Regions from separate parts of the Homo sapiens genome. Here region 1 is linked to region 2. Evidence: read pairs that join two places in POLR2A ChIA-PET (ENCODE). Cell type or tissue: IMR-90. All regions are shown on one strand. Links, peaks and the distances in the headings refer to the core of each region. The heading gives the core; the rest is flanking DNA.

Region 1 (8,339 bases), core at 310-8,309, 120 kb after region 2:
TTACAGGCGTGAGCCATTGCACCTGGCCCTGATTCAGGTACTTTTGTAAAAGGTTTTTAAGTACTTAAAAAATATAATGATGTTAATAACCAAATTTTTTATGTTCTATTTACTTATTAGTATTTTATATTGAAGATCCACATTAGACTTTCTTCGAAGAAAGACCTGGTCACTGTTTTTTGTTTTGTTTTGTTTCATTTCGTGTTTAGTTTGTGGATCACTGGATTAGAAGGACATTAAACTGTGGAAGTAGCTCACATTCAATCTTTTCAATTACACACACATCTTAGGCAATGCCAAATAATTCTTTTAGTTTGTACCTGTTGGTTGAAAAAGTATATAAATGATTAAAACTTCTGTGAATTCAGTCATTTTTAAAATTGTATTAAAGCAACATATATAGATAAGTGAAAAATAATTATATATTTCACATAAATAATACCCAGTGCTAGATGGAAGTGTATAATGGATGTCAGGACTTCTTTAAATAAATGCAAGCCCCAACCCTCCCCCAGGAGTTCTCTGCCCTTAAGTCAGAAACCACCAGAATAGAGGCTGGGAACTGATGGGCGCAGGGGTTCAAGATTCTGACATGAAAGTAATTCTTGGCTGGGTGCGGTGGCTCACGCCTGTAATCCCAGCACTTTGGGATGCCAAGGTGGGTGAATCACGAGGTCAGGAGATCGAGACCATCCTGGCTAACACAGTGAAACCCTGTCTCTACTAAAAATACAAAAAATTAGCTGGCCGTGGTGGTGGGCGCCTGTAGTCCCAGCTACTCAGGAGGCTGAGGCAGGAGAATGGCGTGAACCTGGGAGGCGGAGCTTGCAGGGAGCGGAGATCGCACCAGTGCACTCCAGCCTGGGCGACAGAGTGAGACTCCGTCTCAAAAAAAAAAAAAAGAAAAGAAAAGAAAGAAAAAGAAATTCTTGAAGCTACGAAATACTTGGGAGTGGATGTGGGGAGAAAATCCTGCCACACAGGACCAGGGGACTTTCTAGATATGTAGGATCGGGAGGCATTGAAGAGCCAGCAGGGAAGTAGTTGAAGGATAAGGAGGAAAGCCAGGATCCTGCAGTGTCACCAAGCCAGGGAAGCCTCAGGGCGACATCGACAGGATCAAATGGTCAGAGCTCTTGGGCAAAAGGGACGAGCTGGGGTGTGGGGGCCAAAAAAAAGGCTGTTGGATTTAGGCACTGAAAAATAGCCATGCAAGGGTTCCGCCAGAGTGGTGAGGGGAGAAGCTAGAATGCAAGTGGTTATGTCATGGCAAGGAAGTAGATCCTGCAGCTTGGAGAAGTTCACAGTCAAGGAAAAGCTTCTAAAGAAGGCAAAGAGTACCAGAGAGCAGGAAGCTGCATGGCAGTTTTTTAACATGCACCCTGCAGTGAGAAACATGGAAAAGCCAGCTTAAAAAGCCATAGCAAGTTGGGCAGGAACTAAGTAATTAAAATCTGTTTTGCTTTCCACTCTTCCGAGGGTGGCAGTCCAGTTCCTTTCAGTGGACAATGGAAAATCCTCAGCTCTTGCAGGTCTTTCCAGAGTTAGGAATCAAAATTTGCAGAGATGACCTGGGGCTACTACAAGTACATATTTGGGGGCCAGGACTGCCTGTAATTTTAGAAAGCAGAGATAGAAAGTCCTTAGGGATGGTGGCTGCAGGATGCAGGAGTGACTTCGGGTGCCTTGTGGTCCACATCATGGCTCAACCTGTGTTCTCTTGCTCCAGCTCATCGAGGGCGCCTCTGCAGAGCAGAAACACAGCCTTGGCATCACCAGCATGGACTATTATTACTACCTGAGCCTCTCGGGCTCATACAAGGTTGATGACATTGACGACAGGCGGGAGTTTCAGGAAACTCTGGTAAGTGCTGGCGCAGGGCCAGGCAGGATCTGCTCTCCCAACTGGCCATTTCCTGTGGCCAAAAGGGCAGTGAAGGTTAATAAAGCAAAGAGCTGCATGAAATGTCCGCCTCTTTCTCTGTGAGCACTCTGTATGCTCATACATGTTTCAGTATCCTTAAACAGCCATGTGCCAGTTGCCTGAGGACCACTTAATGATTTGAGATGGGTAAAAAGAAATGAATTCATCATTATCACCCTGCAGGAGCTCTGATAAATAGGCAAAAATGATTCATACGTTGAGCATACCTGTTTGCTGATGGCCTACTCTATTCGTGAGCTATTTCCTTAGAAAAGCTAAGCAAACCGCACGTCTATGGACTGAATAGGTTTAGACATTTTGGAACGTCTTTAGTCTTTTCTCTTATTTCTTTTCTGGTTTTGAAGACTCTCTTCCCCTCTGTATTGTTTAGGGCAGAGGACCCTTTTTCTGTGCCATGCCCTTCACATTGCATGTATGTTATGGTCCAAGCTGTGAAACTAGGTAGATTATGGAGGGGTTCCATCCTGGGGGCAATAATGTAGAACTTTCTGGAGGTAGGCTGAACACCCACTTGGCCTCAAAGGCCTTCATTGCCACCCACTGCCCTTTGAGTCTGTTTCAAGCTGGGGACTATTCCTCAACCCAGATCCAGAACTGAGCAGTAGACTCTGAATGAGCAGCGTGGGTTCAGTACATTTGTGGTTGAAAGGGACAGAAAGTTCAAACAGACTGTGTCCTGGGTGCCAGGAAACAAAATGGTATCAACAGGTCACATGGCCTCAAAGCAGCTGCGGGGAAAAGTGCCAATAAGGAGTCTGCACACTGGTCCTAGAGTGTAGTTTTCTTAGGAGATGTTTCTCTTAAGATTTAGACATTTTAGCGGTATTTATTGCATTTAAGGGACCTCAGAAACTGGACTTTTAAATGATGCTTTTATTGGATTTCCTGGAGATTTTTCATTAAGATCCTTTTGCAAGTACAATATATTCTTATCCCTCCTGATGAAGGGAAAGATCTCGAGTCCACTTTGAGTAGGTGGAAAGGTCAGCAGCGACCTTCGAGGGGAAGCTGGCAACAAGAACACATCAAAGGATGAAGACAGGACTTGGAGACTTTGTGTACAACTACCACTCTTCCGAGTCTCTTTCCTCCTGGAGTATTCTCTTATTCCTGGAGGATGGCATGCTATGCTTAGAGACAGAAGTGCCCTTCCAGCATGACTTTGAGACGTGAGAAGAATGTGTGCATTGGGCAGTGACCATGTTGTACAAGAACGTCCTGCTGTCATCACAAGCTAAGCCACATGTGACTGCACAACCCAATCTTATGTTTTGGCTTTTTTTTTTTTTTTTCTTTGTAACTCGTCTGTACTTGTCACATCCTTATTTAGAGCAGCTGCTGTGCCTTGGCTTCTTCCTAAGGTGCTTTTAAAGCTGGTGACCAGCTTCTCTGGATAGTTTCTCTTTTCTCTTCCAGCACGCCATGAATGTGATTGGGATCTTTGCAGAAGAGCAAACGCTGGTGTTGCAGATAGTGGCGGGTATTCTCCACCTGGGAAACATCAGCTTCAAAGAAGTTGGCAACTACGCGGCTGTGGAGAGTGAAGAGTGTGCGTAGCCCTGGCATGTGGCCATTGAATGAGGGGTGGCTAGCTCTGATTAGAAGTAACCTAGCACTTTCCTTTGCTTAGATCTCAAATGGGAATATTGGGAAGAAGTGATAAATCTACATGTCCTCTGTGGCAAACAGAATGGCTTCACGAGAGACCAGACCTCTTCTATGCACCTGTCCCTGTCCTTACCCCCAGCCTTTCCAAGTCCCACACCATCGATTATTAATGGAATCGTTTCAATTTATCATTAACCTGGGGAAAGCTGGGAGGATTTCACACCTTGGTTTAAAGATAAAGTGATCTCTTTAATGGGGATTAGAGTAATGGCTTAATGCAAAAGATTTATTGTCTTTATCAAAACCTTTTCAGTAACTGGTCTTTAGGATCTAAATTCACTTACAGGTTTTAAAGAGCAAGCAATATAATATATGTAAATATGGGAAGCTCACAGCTTCACAGTTTGTTCCATGGATTGGATTACATTGGATTTCTGAACACAGAAAAAGATGGACATTGACTGTTGTGTTGACATTTCTGATGATCACTTTTAATGATCACATCTGTATACCTGGAGCCTCAACACCTAAATGGTCGTTTTTACTCTTTGAGAAAAAAAATCAGGGTTCTTCCTACAGAGAGGTGCTGCTGGTTACATGTGCCCAAAATCTACCATAAATACAGCGGCACATGACTTTAGCCTCTTAGGCATCAACAGCTTGCAGGCTGCTCTCAGAACCCACACATCCTTTAACCACCCAGGAAGACATTCTTCCTTTCTCAGCATTCTTTAAGGATGATAAATTTAGATGCTTAGTAATAAATAGCATCCCACTCATTGCTGACAATGCAGTGGGGATATTTCCATTCCAAATAAGGTTCTTTTTTTATGTTTTTGTTTTCTTTTCTGATAAAAGAGGGAAGTTCTGCTAACTTCTGATGTCTATCTGATAAAGAAAAAGATGAATTATGTTTACCAGGGAAGGGAGTAGAAAACAATAAATATACAGGGTGTCCATAAAGTCTAAAAACATGACCTAATAATCATAATAAGGATAACTATGTTTCTAAACTTTGTGTACATTATCCTTGACATTTAACAAATGCACATATATTTCCAGTAGGATCATTAACACTTGGCCTTTTAATTGTAACAGTGTTGGTTTGGTGGTAGTTTCTGTTGAAGTAGACTGGATTTTTTTTGCCTTCTTGGATAGTAAAATAATTTACTGCCTCTTTATGCTTGAAAACAAAATCATGACACTGAAACAGCAAACACTTCCCTAGATGTTTGAAACAAGAAGTGTTTTATTGCACATTGATGTCCAGAGTTAGTAGTCTTCTCAGCCAGATGGGTAAGGCCGAGCACTGGCAACTGCCCATGAAATTCCCTGACTAGAGGCGATGGAGGCATGGAGATTGGAAAAGGCTGAGATGGAAGCCAGAGAGGTCCAGGAAATGGGCCTCCCCCTACCAATAATTTCCTTTGATTTGGGGTTTTGTTCATTTGGTAATACATTAACGTGGCTTGAGGGGGTATGCAGTGAAAGTTCTCCCTTCTATACCTTTTCTAGTCCACTTGTTCCCCTCGTCAGAGGTAACCAAGATTCTCAGTCTCTTGTGTTCCCTTTAAAGGATGTGTGTTCCAAAACAACTACACACAACCACTCCTTTTTCTCACTTTTGTGCAATATTGGGGGCTTATACTGCAATGTTCTACAGTTGCTTTTTCACTTAACATGTGTCTTAGGCCAGGCATGGTGGCTCATGCCTGTAATCCCAGCACTTCAGGAGGCTGAGGCAGGTGATCACCTGAGGTCAGGAGTTTGAAACCAGCCTGGCCAACATGGTGAAATCCTGTCTCTACTAAAAATACAAACATTAGCCAGGTTTGGTGGTGGTGCGCACCTGTAATTCCAGCTACTCTGGAGGCTGAGGCAGGAGAATCGTTTGAACCCTGGGCAACGAGCGAGTCTCCATCTCAAAAAGGGAAAAAAAATTATGTGTGTGTATATATATATAATATATATATAAATTTTATATATATATTATATATATAATTATATATATAATGTGAGATGATGCTATATCAATTCCTAAGGAGCTTTATCTTTTTTTTTTTTTTTTTTTTTTAAGAGATGGGGTCTTGCTTAGTTGCCAGGGCTGGTCTCGAATTTCTGGCCTTAAGTCATCCTCCCGCCTTGGCCTCCGGAAGTGCTGGGAATCGAGGATTGAGCCACTGCACCTGGCTGTCCTTTTTGTAGCTGCATAGCATTCCATTCATTGGCTACACTTTATTTATCTGTTGTTGGACATTAATATGGTTTCTGATCTTCTGCTGTTACAAGACTGAATGAACACTACTGAAAGGAATAGCCTTGGTTTCTATCATCTTTCTCATATTTTAGTATATCTATGGAATAAATTTGTAGAGGGAAGTGGTAGTCCATGCCTTTATAATGGAAAAAAGCAGACTTTCTCTTGCTCTTGCAGTGCAGAAAAAAAATGGAAAAAAATGGTAAGATTTTCATCAGAACTGGCCTACTAAAGCAAAATAGCCATTAATAACAGCAAGCTTTTTTGTTTTATTTTGTTTTTTGTTTTTGTTTTGAGACAGAGTCTTTCTGTGTCACCCAGGCTGGAGCGCAGTGGCGCTATCTCGGCTCACTGCAACCTCCACCTCCTGGGTTCAAGCAGTTCTCCTGTCTCAGCCTCCCAAGTAGCTGGGATTACAGGTGCGCACCACCACGCCTGGCTAACTTTTGTATTTTTAGTAGAGATGGGGTTTTGCCACGTTGACCAGGCTAGTCTCAAACTCCTGACCTCAGATGATATGCCTGCCTGGGCCTCCCAAAGTGCAGTAATTAGAGGCGTGAGCCACCACACCTGGCCAAACAAGCTTTGTTTTTTTTACCTGACCTTAGACTAATGGAAATGTAGCATTTCCCTGGTCAAACCTTTACGTTGCTGTGAAGCTAAACAAACTAAGAAATCCCTTCTTAGTTGGATATGTTGGTGAATGTCTCTTGATTCTCACAACAACCCGACATGGGTCCAGTCTGATTTATGAATGTCATCTGTCCTTACTCTGTGCACAGGAGTGCAACTCTGTGAGATGAATGCACACATCGCAAAGAAGTTTCTCAGAATGCTTCTGTTTAGTTCTTCTGTGAAGATATTTCCTTTTCCACAACAGGCCTCAAAGTGCTCCAAATATCCACTTGCAGATTCTACAAAAAGAGTGTTTCAGAACTGCTCAATCAAAAGAAATGTTCAACTCTGTGAGATGAATGCACGTTTAGTTCACTGGAAGACATATCCAGATTCCTAGACATGTGTTAACAGTAAAACTAAACTAAGGATAATGGCCATTTTCAGATCAGTGCATTTGATTTTGTTTACATGTCCTTTCTAAAAGGAAGCCCTTCTATTGCTCAAAGCATTTTTGTGAAACACTCATATAGAGGATAAATGTCTTGTTCTGGCATTATACTTTTTCAAAATGTATTCACTGACTTAATCTCATTGGAAGGTGTATACTGAGAAATGTCAGCCCGTTATATTCTAACACCATCTGTGAAATTCAAACAGATTATCCTTTATTGGGAGGCTTGTGATTTTTTAGCATTATCATAAGGCCTTTAACAAAATTCTTTTATCAGATAATTTTGGTAAAGCATTATGCAGAAAAAGAAAACTCAGCCAAGTTCAAAATTTGCATTGCATCTATAAAAATCTTTCATTCATATTGGAAAAATCTGAGCATTCTTTCATGTCAAAGAATGGTGTCATTTATTTATATGAGAACGTTCTGCCCAGAAATCAAGAAAACCCCATTTATATCACTAGCCCTCCTTGGTAAGTTTCATGGTCTGAAACAAGATGTTGAGCTATGGAAGTCTCCGTTTTTCTATCCAAAGACCACAGACTGCCATACCATGTGACATTAGGGCAGGATATGAACAATACCATCCCCTTCATTTCACTCCATATGCTACCCTCAGAGGAATCTTCTTATAATGCCCCTCTTTATTAGCCATCAGGCCCCCTTTTGCCTCCAGCCCAAATATATCATACCATTCAAGGACCCCCAGCATTGGAATCTGTCCTAACCTTTTAAATCTGACCTGAACTTTCACCTGTAGCCAGTGCTAGTCCACACACTGTAGACCGTCTCGTCTTGATCATGTCTCCCACACTTCTGCTTCCTCCCCTTGGTACACTCCCTTCTCCTCTCTGCATCTGCACAAATCGTATTCATCCTTTACACCCAGCTCAAATCTCTTGACTACCCCAGCAAGTAGTAATATCTTCCTGTTCTAATTTCTCCAGATCTTGTCTGTCTGTGTTACATATTCAGCTTTTCCAAGGGTTCTTTATTTGGCAAACTATTTTTGCCTCATCTAGATTGCATTCAAGATTTCTTACATATTTTCTATCTTTTCCTCTCTCTTTAGTAACCCTACACATGCTAAATACTCAATAAACATGGGATTGGTTGTAATTATTAGTTCAGTAATATCAGGTGCTTCAAAAATGATGCTATGAAAACATTGTACTAAAAAGGAAGAAAACAATATTTGGAGCCAAAGAAATGTTTCTTGATTGAGTTCCTTCCTGGCTGTCGTGCTGGAAGCTTGGAGAGATGTCCATTTTAGGCATTTGACTGTGATCTCAGTAGGAGGGATAGGTTTGCCATCCTTCTTGAATCCCTGATTTGTATTATTGGAAGTCTCAGTCATCATAGGAATTGACTCATGTCATAAAACAATTGGGAAAAACAAAGGAGATGGATGTGTATGGGATTACTGATAAGCAGCCTTCACTAGAACGTAAGCTCTTGGG
Region 2 (8,339 bases), core at 294-8,293:
CCTCATCCCTCTACCCCAGAATTGTTGTCACAGCTTTAAGGAAGTTTTATGTGAAAGCAGAGGAAAGTAACAGTAACTCTTTAATCCAGACATGTGTCTAAACCATGGATAACTCACAGAAGGCCTTAGAGACTCTGAGAATTGGTAAATATTCTATACATCCTTAGCATCCACAGGCTAAATACCCCTCCATTCCCTGAGTCAGGGCATGCCAGCTGTTAACAATGTTCTATTCCTGGTACCTCTCTCTTTGCATTTCCCTGTCTTTCCTCAATCATCTTGTATCACAGGAAGTATAAAAGTAGTTAGGCAGTTCTATTTTTTGACAGCAGATGAAAAGCCAAAGTTAAAGGTCAATGCTTAACCCACTGGCTTCTAATAAGCTGGTAAAGCTGGGCAATATAGTAAGACCCCTATTTCTAAAAACATTTTTTTAATTAGCTGAGTGTGGTGGCACATGTGCCTGTAGTCCCAGCTAATCAGGAGGCAGAGGCAGGAGAATCCCTTGAGCACAGGATTTTGAGGCTCCCCAAGAGAAAGCTGAGGCTCAGAGAGGGTAATGTGTGGTAAGAGTTAAACTCTCAGTCCTGATACCTTTGCTTTTTTATGCTGTATTTCTTCTGCAATATTCTGCACTTTGCTTAGGTTTTTTTTTTTTCTCTCTCTCTCATTTAAATACTTCAACTGCCTGTCTGATCTGTTAGCCATTCTGTGTACCATTATCTGATTGCTTTTAGAAAAGAGCTTCCAGTGGGCTCAATGTGTTTAATCTGCTGTGGCTTCTGAAGTCCCTCATCTTCAGGGAGAAGTGGCTCTTCTGTCTACCCGATTGGTCAAGCCTCTTTCTTTCTTGATGTTTTTTCTTCATAAAAAGTTAGGCATTTAAAATTTTTTCTGTTTGTCTTTCTAAATAAAGTACTTCAAGTTATTTTGAAAGCTCTGGTCATATCCTATCAATATGCAAACAGATGAGTTGATTTTTAAAAAATGACATGCTGGTTTGAGTTCTTGGTCTTTTAGTACCTATTGATTCTAGTGCCTATTGACTGGCTAATGGCTGCTTGTATTTATTGAATCTAAATATTATGCTCTTTGATTGGTGGTGCCCTGGCAGCACTCCCCGTGGGCCTGTGGGGTGGAGAACACGGGAAGAGATACCTGCTTGGGGAAAGGTGGGAGGTAAGAGTGGGAAGGACTTTGGTGGTTTTGGTGCCAGCTTAGCCACAGTAGAATAAAGTACTCAGTAGATTTCTAACATTTCTGACTCCAGACCCTGGTTCCCTGATAGCATCTCTGGACCTACCTGGGCCCAGGGCTGTCCTGAAGGAAAGGACACAAGCCTAGCTGGCTTCACTACTTGATGATTGTAGAGCCCTAGGGCCTTGAGGGAACATAGGCCAGATAATTATACAGGCCTTGGGCAAGACCCAGTGTTGTGCTGGCTTCAGGTCAGACCTGCAGTCCCCAGTGGTGGTGGCCATAGGGGTGCTTTTGTCACCCTTCCCCTAGCTCCACACATCTCAGCACAGAGAGCAAAACTCTGTTTGGGAAAAAGTAAAGGAAAAGAACAAGAGTCTCTGCCTGGTAATCCAGAGAGTTCTTTTGGATCTTACACAAGACCACCAAGGCAGTACCTCTACGAGTCCGCAAGAACTACAGTGTTACTGGGCTTGGGGTACCCCATAATGCAGATACGGCTGTGGTGTCCACAAACTTAGATCATAACAACCAAGTCCCTTTGAATACTTGGAAAGCCTTCCCAAGAAGGATGGGTACAAACAACTCCAGATTGTGAAGCCTACAATAAATTCTTAACTCTTCAGTGCCTAGACATCCATGAATATCCACAAGCATCAAAACCATCTGGGAAAACATGGCCTTACCAAATGAAATAAATTGACCAGGGGTCAATCCCAGAGAGACAGAGATATGGGACCTTTCAGAAAGAGAGCTTAAAATAGCTGTTTTGAGGAAACTCAAATTCAAGGTAACACAGAGGAGGAACTCAGAATATTATCAGATACATTTAACAAAGGAATTGAAGTAAGTTAAGAGAATCAGGCAGAAATTCTCGAGCTGCTGAATGCAATTGACGTACTGAAGAATGCGTCAGAGTCTGTTAGTAGCAGAACTGATCAAGCAGAAGAAAGAATTAGTGAGCTTGAAGACAGACTATTTGAAAATACACAGTCAGAGGAGACAAAAGAAAAAAGAATAAAAAAGAATGAAGCCCACCTACAAGATCTAGAAAATAGCTTCAGAAGGGCAAATCCAAGAATTATTGGCCTTAAAGGAGGTAGAGAGAGAGAGATAATGGTGGAAAGTTTATTCAAAGGGATAATAAGATAACTTCCCAAACAAAAGATATCAAAGTTTAAGTACAAGAAGGTTATAGAACACCAAGCAGATTTAACTAAAAGGAAATTACCTCAAGGCATGTAATAACAAAACTCCCAAAGGTCAAGGATAAAGAAAGGATCCTAAAAGCAGTAACAGAAAATAAACAAATAACATATGATGGAGCTCCAACACGTCTGGCAGCAGACTTTTCAGTGGAAACTGTACAGGCCAGGAGAGAGTGGCATAAAGTGCTGAAGCATTAAAAAAAAAAAAAGAGTTCACTCTAGAATGGTATATCTGGCAAAAATATCCTCCAAACATGAAGGAAAAATTAAGACCTTCCCAGACAAACAAAAGCTGAGGGATTTATCAACCCCAGGCCTATCCTACAAGAAATGCTAAAGGGAGTTCTTCAATCTGAAAGAAAAGGATGTTAACAAGCAATGAGAAATCATCTGAAGGTACAAAACTCACTGGTAATAGTAAGTACACAGAAAAACACAGAATATTATAACAGTATAATAGTAGTGTGTAAACTATACATATCTCAAATAGAAAGATGAAAGGATGAACCCATAAAAAATAATAACTTTTCAAGGCATAGACAGTACAGTAAGATAAATAGAAACAACAAAATGTTAAAAAGTGGGGAGACAAAATTATAGAGTTTTTATTGGTTGTCTTTTTGCTTTTTGTTTATGCAATCGATGTTAAGTTGTGATCAGTTTAAAATAATGGGTTATAAGATGTTATTTGCAAGCCTCATGGTAACCTCAAATCTAAAAAACATACAACAGGTACACAGAAAATAAAAAGGAAGAATTTAAAATGTGCCAACTGAGAAAATCACCTTAAAGGAAGATAGGAAAGAAGGACAGAAGGAAGAGAAGACCACAAAACAACCAGACAACAAATAACAAAGTGGCAGGAGTAAGGCCTCACTTATCAGTAATAACATTGAATGTAAATAGACTAAACTCTGCAATCAAAAGACATAGAATAGCTGAATGGATAAAAAGCAAGACCCAAGGATCTGTTGCCTACAAGCAACACACTTCACCAAATCAAATGAAAATGGATGAATGACCTAAATCTAAGACTTCAAACTATGAAACTACTAAAAGAAAACATTGGGAAGACTCCAGGACATTGGTCTAAGCAAAGATTTTTTGGACAAATGGGATCACATCAAGTTAAAAAGCTTCCTTCCACACAGCAAAAGAAAAAATCAACAAAATGAAGAGACAACCCACAGAATGGGAGAAAATATTTGCAAACTTTCCATCTCACAAGGGTTTAATCACCAGAATACAGAAGGAACTCAAATAACTCTGTAGGAAAAAATCTAATCTGATTTTAAAATGGGCAAAAGATATCAATAGACATTTCTCAAAAGAAGACATACAAATGGCAAACAGGTGTATGAAAAGGTGCTCAACACCACTGAAAATCAGAGACATGCCAATGAAAACTACAATGAGGTATCATCTCACCCAAGTAAAAATGGCTTTTATCCAGAAGACGGGCAATAATGAATGCTGGCAAGGATGTGAAGAAAAGGGGAAAAGGGAACTCTCATACACCGTTGGTGGAAATATAAATGAGTATAGCCACTGTGGAGAACAGAAGGGCGGTTCCTTAAAAACTAAAAACAGAGCTAGCTACCTTATGATCCAGCAATTCCATTGGTAGGTGTATACCTTAAAGAAAGGATATAAGCATATGGAAGAGATAGCTGCACTCCCATGTTTATCCTAGCACTATTCACAATAGCAAATATTTGGAATCAACCTAAGTGTCCATCAAATGATGAATGAAATCATTCATCACATAAAGAAGATGTGGTACAGATACACAACAGAGTACTAATCAGCAATAAAAAAGAATGAAACCCTGTCATTTGTCATTTGCAAGAATATGAATGGAACTGGAGGTCATTATGTTAAGTGAAATAAGCTAGGCACAGAAAGACAGATTTCATATTTTCTCACTTATTTGTGGGAGCTAAAAATTAAAAGTATTGAACTCATAGAGATAGGGAATAGAATGATGGTTACCAGAGGCTGGGAAGGAGAACTGGGGAGACAGGGGTTATGGTTAATGGGTACAAAGAAATAGTTAGAAATAATAGAATGAATAAGAGCTAGCATTTGCATGCTCACAGTAACACGTATACTAAAATTGGAATGACACAGAGAAGATTAGCATGGCTCCTGAGCAAGGATGTCATGCAAATTCATGAAGTGTATTTTAAATGTTATTGAAAAAAAAAATCTAGTGTTTGCTAGCACAACAGAAAGACTATAGTCAATAATAATTTGTGCATTTAAAAATAACTAAAAGAGTATTACTGGATTTTTTGAAACACAAAGGATAAATCCTTGAGGGTGTGGATACCCCATTTTCGATCATGTGATTATTACACATTGCATGCCTGTATCAAAATATCCATATACACCTACTTATATATGCCCAAAAATTAAAAATTAAAATGAATTTTATGTTCTTTGAAGATTTTTCTTTTTTTCTTTTTTTTCTTTTTTTTTTTTTTTTTTGAGATGGAGTCTCGCTCTGTCCCAGGCTGGAGTGCTGTGGCGGGATCTCAGCTCACTGCAACCTCTGCCTCCCCTGTTCAAGCTTTTCTACCTCAGCCTCCCGAGTAGCTGGGATTACAGGTGTGTGCCACCACGCCCAGCTGATTTTTGTATTTTTAGTAGAGATGGGGTTTCACCATGTTGGCCAGGCTGGTCTTGAACTGCTGACCTCGTGATCCTCCCGCCTCAGCCTCCCAAAGTGCTGGGATTACAGGCATGAGCCACCATGCCTGGCTGAAGATTTTTCTTAAATCCTTCCTGATTTTATTCCTGAATAAAAACCAAATATTATAAAGTTAGTTTTACTTTGGACATTAAATGTCCAAGCAAATTAGAAATAAAAAATAGTAAGAGGAGTAATGAACTTAGAAACGGCAGTTATTTGCAAAGGCAATTGTAAACATGTCATTTGATGCTACTGTTATTTGATACTACACATGGTAAAAACACAGTGAGTGACGTCATAGAAAACCAACTCAAGTATTACTTTTTCCTGACAATTTTCCTCCTCCTTCCAATAGTCCATAGAAATTAGACTGTCTAGAGAAAGTAAAACAAAAACACAGCACATCACGGAAATAGAACCTCAAAAAAAAAAAGGTTAATGTGAAAAGTTTGCCTTATTTAATTTAACGATCAGGCGGGGTTTAAAAAATTGCTATTTTTTTTGAGACAAGGTGTCGCTTGTCATCCTGGCTGGAGTTCAGTGGCACGATCATGGCTCACTGCAGCCTCGATCTCCTGGGTTCAAGCGATCCTCATGCTTCTCGATTATAGGTTGCACACCACCATGCCCAGCCAATTTAAAAAATATTTTGTAGAGGTCAGATGCAGTGGCTCATGCCTGTAATCCCAGCACTTTGGGAGGCCGAGACAGGCAGATCACCTGAGGTCAGGAGTTTGAGACTAGCCTGGCCAACATGGCAAAATTCTGTCTCTACTAAAAATACAACAACAAAAAAATTAGCCAGATGTGGTAGCGGACACCTGTAATCCCAGCTACTAGGGAGGCTGAGACAGGAGAATTGCTTGAACCCAGAAGGCAGAGGTTGCAGTAAGCCGGGATTGTGCCACCGCATTCCAGGCTAGGCGACAGAGCAAGACTCTGTCAAAAAAAAAAAAAACAAAAAAAAGTATGTATATATAAAATTTTGTAGAGAAGGTATCTCGCTATATTGTCTAGGCTGGTCTTTAACTCCTGGGCTCAAGCAGTCTTCAGGCCTTGGCCGCAAAACTGCTGGGATTACAGGCTGGAGCCACCATACATGGACTGAATTTTTAAAATTCTTAGTAGGGAGACCTTTTAATTGGAAGTTGACTATAGGAACGAGAAGGAAACTGGGTGACTGAACAACCCTATTAGGAGAGAAACACAGATGAATCAACATGAAGAATGTCTGGGATGGGAGCCTAACATGCCCAGAGCTGCCCTTTTGTGTCTCTTGGGAGGGGCTGTGTTCTGGATGAAGGCAGTCAATAGGAGGCTGGACTACTGTGAATATCGGGGTAGTGAAGTTGAGAAATACCAATTCTACAGTATGGAGTCAGTTAGGTCAAAGGTTTTGTACGTCAAATAACCAAGCTATCTTACATTTCTGTCTCCATTTGGAAACCAGAAGGTCAGTCAAATATTTGGTTAGAAAACCAGGAACAGGAAAACATCTCTTGTTACACATAAAATCTGTATCCAAGCACTGTGTATCATTCCACACCATCCATTAGAACCAGTGGAGAGGAAGGCTCTGAAAGGTTTCTGTCTATTGAGGTTTGATAAAATGGAAGAGTTTAGTACCCATTATTACTACTTCAAGTTGAATAAAATGTGTCATTGACATTTTCTTTTTTTGAGACAGAGTCTTGCTCTGCCACCCAGGCTGGAGTGCAGTGGCACAATCTTGGCTCACTGCAACCTCTGTATCCCAGGTTCAAGCAATTCTCATGCCTCAGCCTCCCCAGTAGCAGGGATTACAGGCATGTGCCACCACGCCTGGCTAATTTTTGTATTTTTAATAGAGATGAGGTCTCGCCATGTTGGCCAGGCTGGTTTTGAACTCCTGGCCTCAGGTGATCCACCTGCCTCGGCCTCCAAAAATGCTGGGATTACAGGCATGAGCCACAGCGCCCAGCCTGATGTTTTATTTATAGGGTGCACTCTTCATTGTTTAAATGTCTATTTTTAGATGTTGATAGACCTTTGTAGGTAGTTTCACCCCTGTCTTTGGTTCTCTTGCACTGTTTGCCCCATATCATTCTAAATTTTTACCCAAATGGGTTTTCAAGGACCTTGCTCCTCCTGCCTGTGGGAAGTGGTTACAGGTTAGCAATAGTTGAAACTCCCCTACTGTTTTTCCCAGCTTAGCAGGGTGGTTGGAGACCAGCCCCAATACTCCTGAGAGCCCATAGAGACAGTCCTGGCTCAGCACTGAGGACATCTTGCAGGCAGGGTTGGCTGAGTGTTTTATGGAGCGAGCTTAAGAGGAGATGTTCTAAAACCAGAGAGGAAACATTTTTCTCTGTTCTCTGCAATTCAGCAGGTGATATCCCTTCATGGATTTATAATAAACACAGTCCTCTCATTGACCAAGGTTGAAAAACTCAGAAAGTTTGCTCAGCACAGATCTGGGAGTCAGGAACGTACTATGTGCTGTGGAAGACATTTCAACTCCTCTTTCAAGCAAAAAAAAAAAAAAAAAGTCAATACTGATCTAGTTTATATAGCTATTATAAAAAATTATATTAATGAAAATAGAAATTCATTTGTAAGTAGAGACAGCTACCAAATTCCTAAGCAATCTATTCATTTTTGTTTTTTTTTTTAGACTTGAACACTTTTTCTTGCCTTGCCTCACAATGCAGTTGTCAATATAGGGCCACTTTAGTTACACCTATTACCTGACTCTGCAAAGACCACAGAGCTTATTTCCTTTAGAAGGATTTTGTTTGATTAATTTACACTCTTCGCTGACATTTCTCAGTTGAGTAGGAGGAAAAAAAGGAGTTTAATTTAACCATATTAGCCACATCATGGACAGGGAAATGTATGGAGGATGTTTAAGTGATTTGCCTTATTGAGTAAAGATATATCTAAGCTTAGATTTTACTTTGTCCTATAAGAACTCTGTGAGCGAGATTTTTTTTTCTTTTTTGAGATGGAGTCTTGCTCTGTTGCCTAGGCTGGAGTGCAGTGGCACGATCCCAGCTCACTGCAACCTCCACCTCCTGGGTTCAAGCGATTCTCCTGCCTCAGCCTCCCGAGTAGCTGGGATTACAGGAGCAAACCACCACGCCCGGCTAATTTTTTATACTTTTAGTAGAGACGGGGTTTCTCCATGTTGGTCAGGCTGGTTTCGAACTCTTGACCTCAAGTGATTTGTCTGCCTTGGCTGCCCAAAGTGCTGGGATTAC

The links. ChIA-PET counts read pairs that join two places held together with the same protein. Peaks named below come from ENCODE experiments on the same cell type or tissue, not always from the same donor. Only the 100,000 strongest peaks of a DNase experiment are listed, where the experiment ranks them.
Region 1: POLR2A ChIA-PET joins it to region 2 with 11 read pairs; 3 of 35 experiments call an interaction of 5 or more read pairs at or near these places.

Annotation. Positions count from the first base shown.
Region 1 is chr15:59,218,214-59,226,552 of GRCh38, reverse strand. It overlaps MYO1E (myosin IE), which reads left to right. Exons shown (of 28, transcript NM_004998.4): 8 at 1,730-1,864; 9 at 3,362-3,494. Among named protein-coding and RNA genes, the nearest start is that of LDHAL6B, 16 kb to the right of the region's middle. In IMR-90, for the core only: no CTCF peak of the experiment used is centred there; a DNase peak (open chromatin) is centred at 4,252; H3K27ac peaks cover 185 bases.
Region 2 is chr15:59,337,573-59,345,911 of GRCh38, reverse strand. The region is part of intron 1 of MYO1E (myosin IE); the gene reads left to right. It also overlaps the pseudogene RNU6-212P. Among named protein-coding and RNA genes, the nearest start is that of MYO1E, 31 kb to the left of the region's middle. In IMR-90, for the core only: no CTCF peak of the experiment used is centred there; no DNase peak of the experiment used is centred there.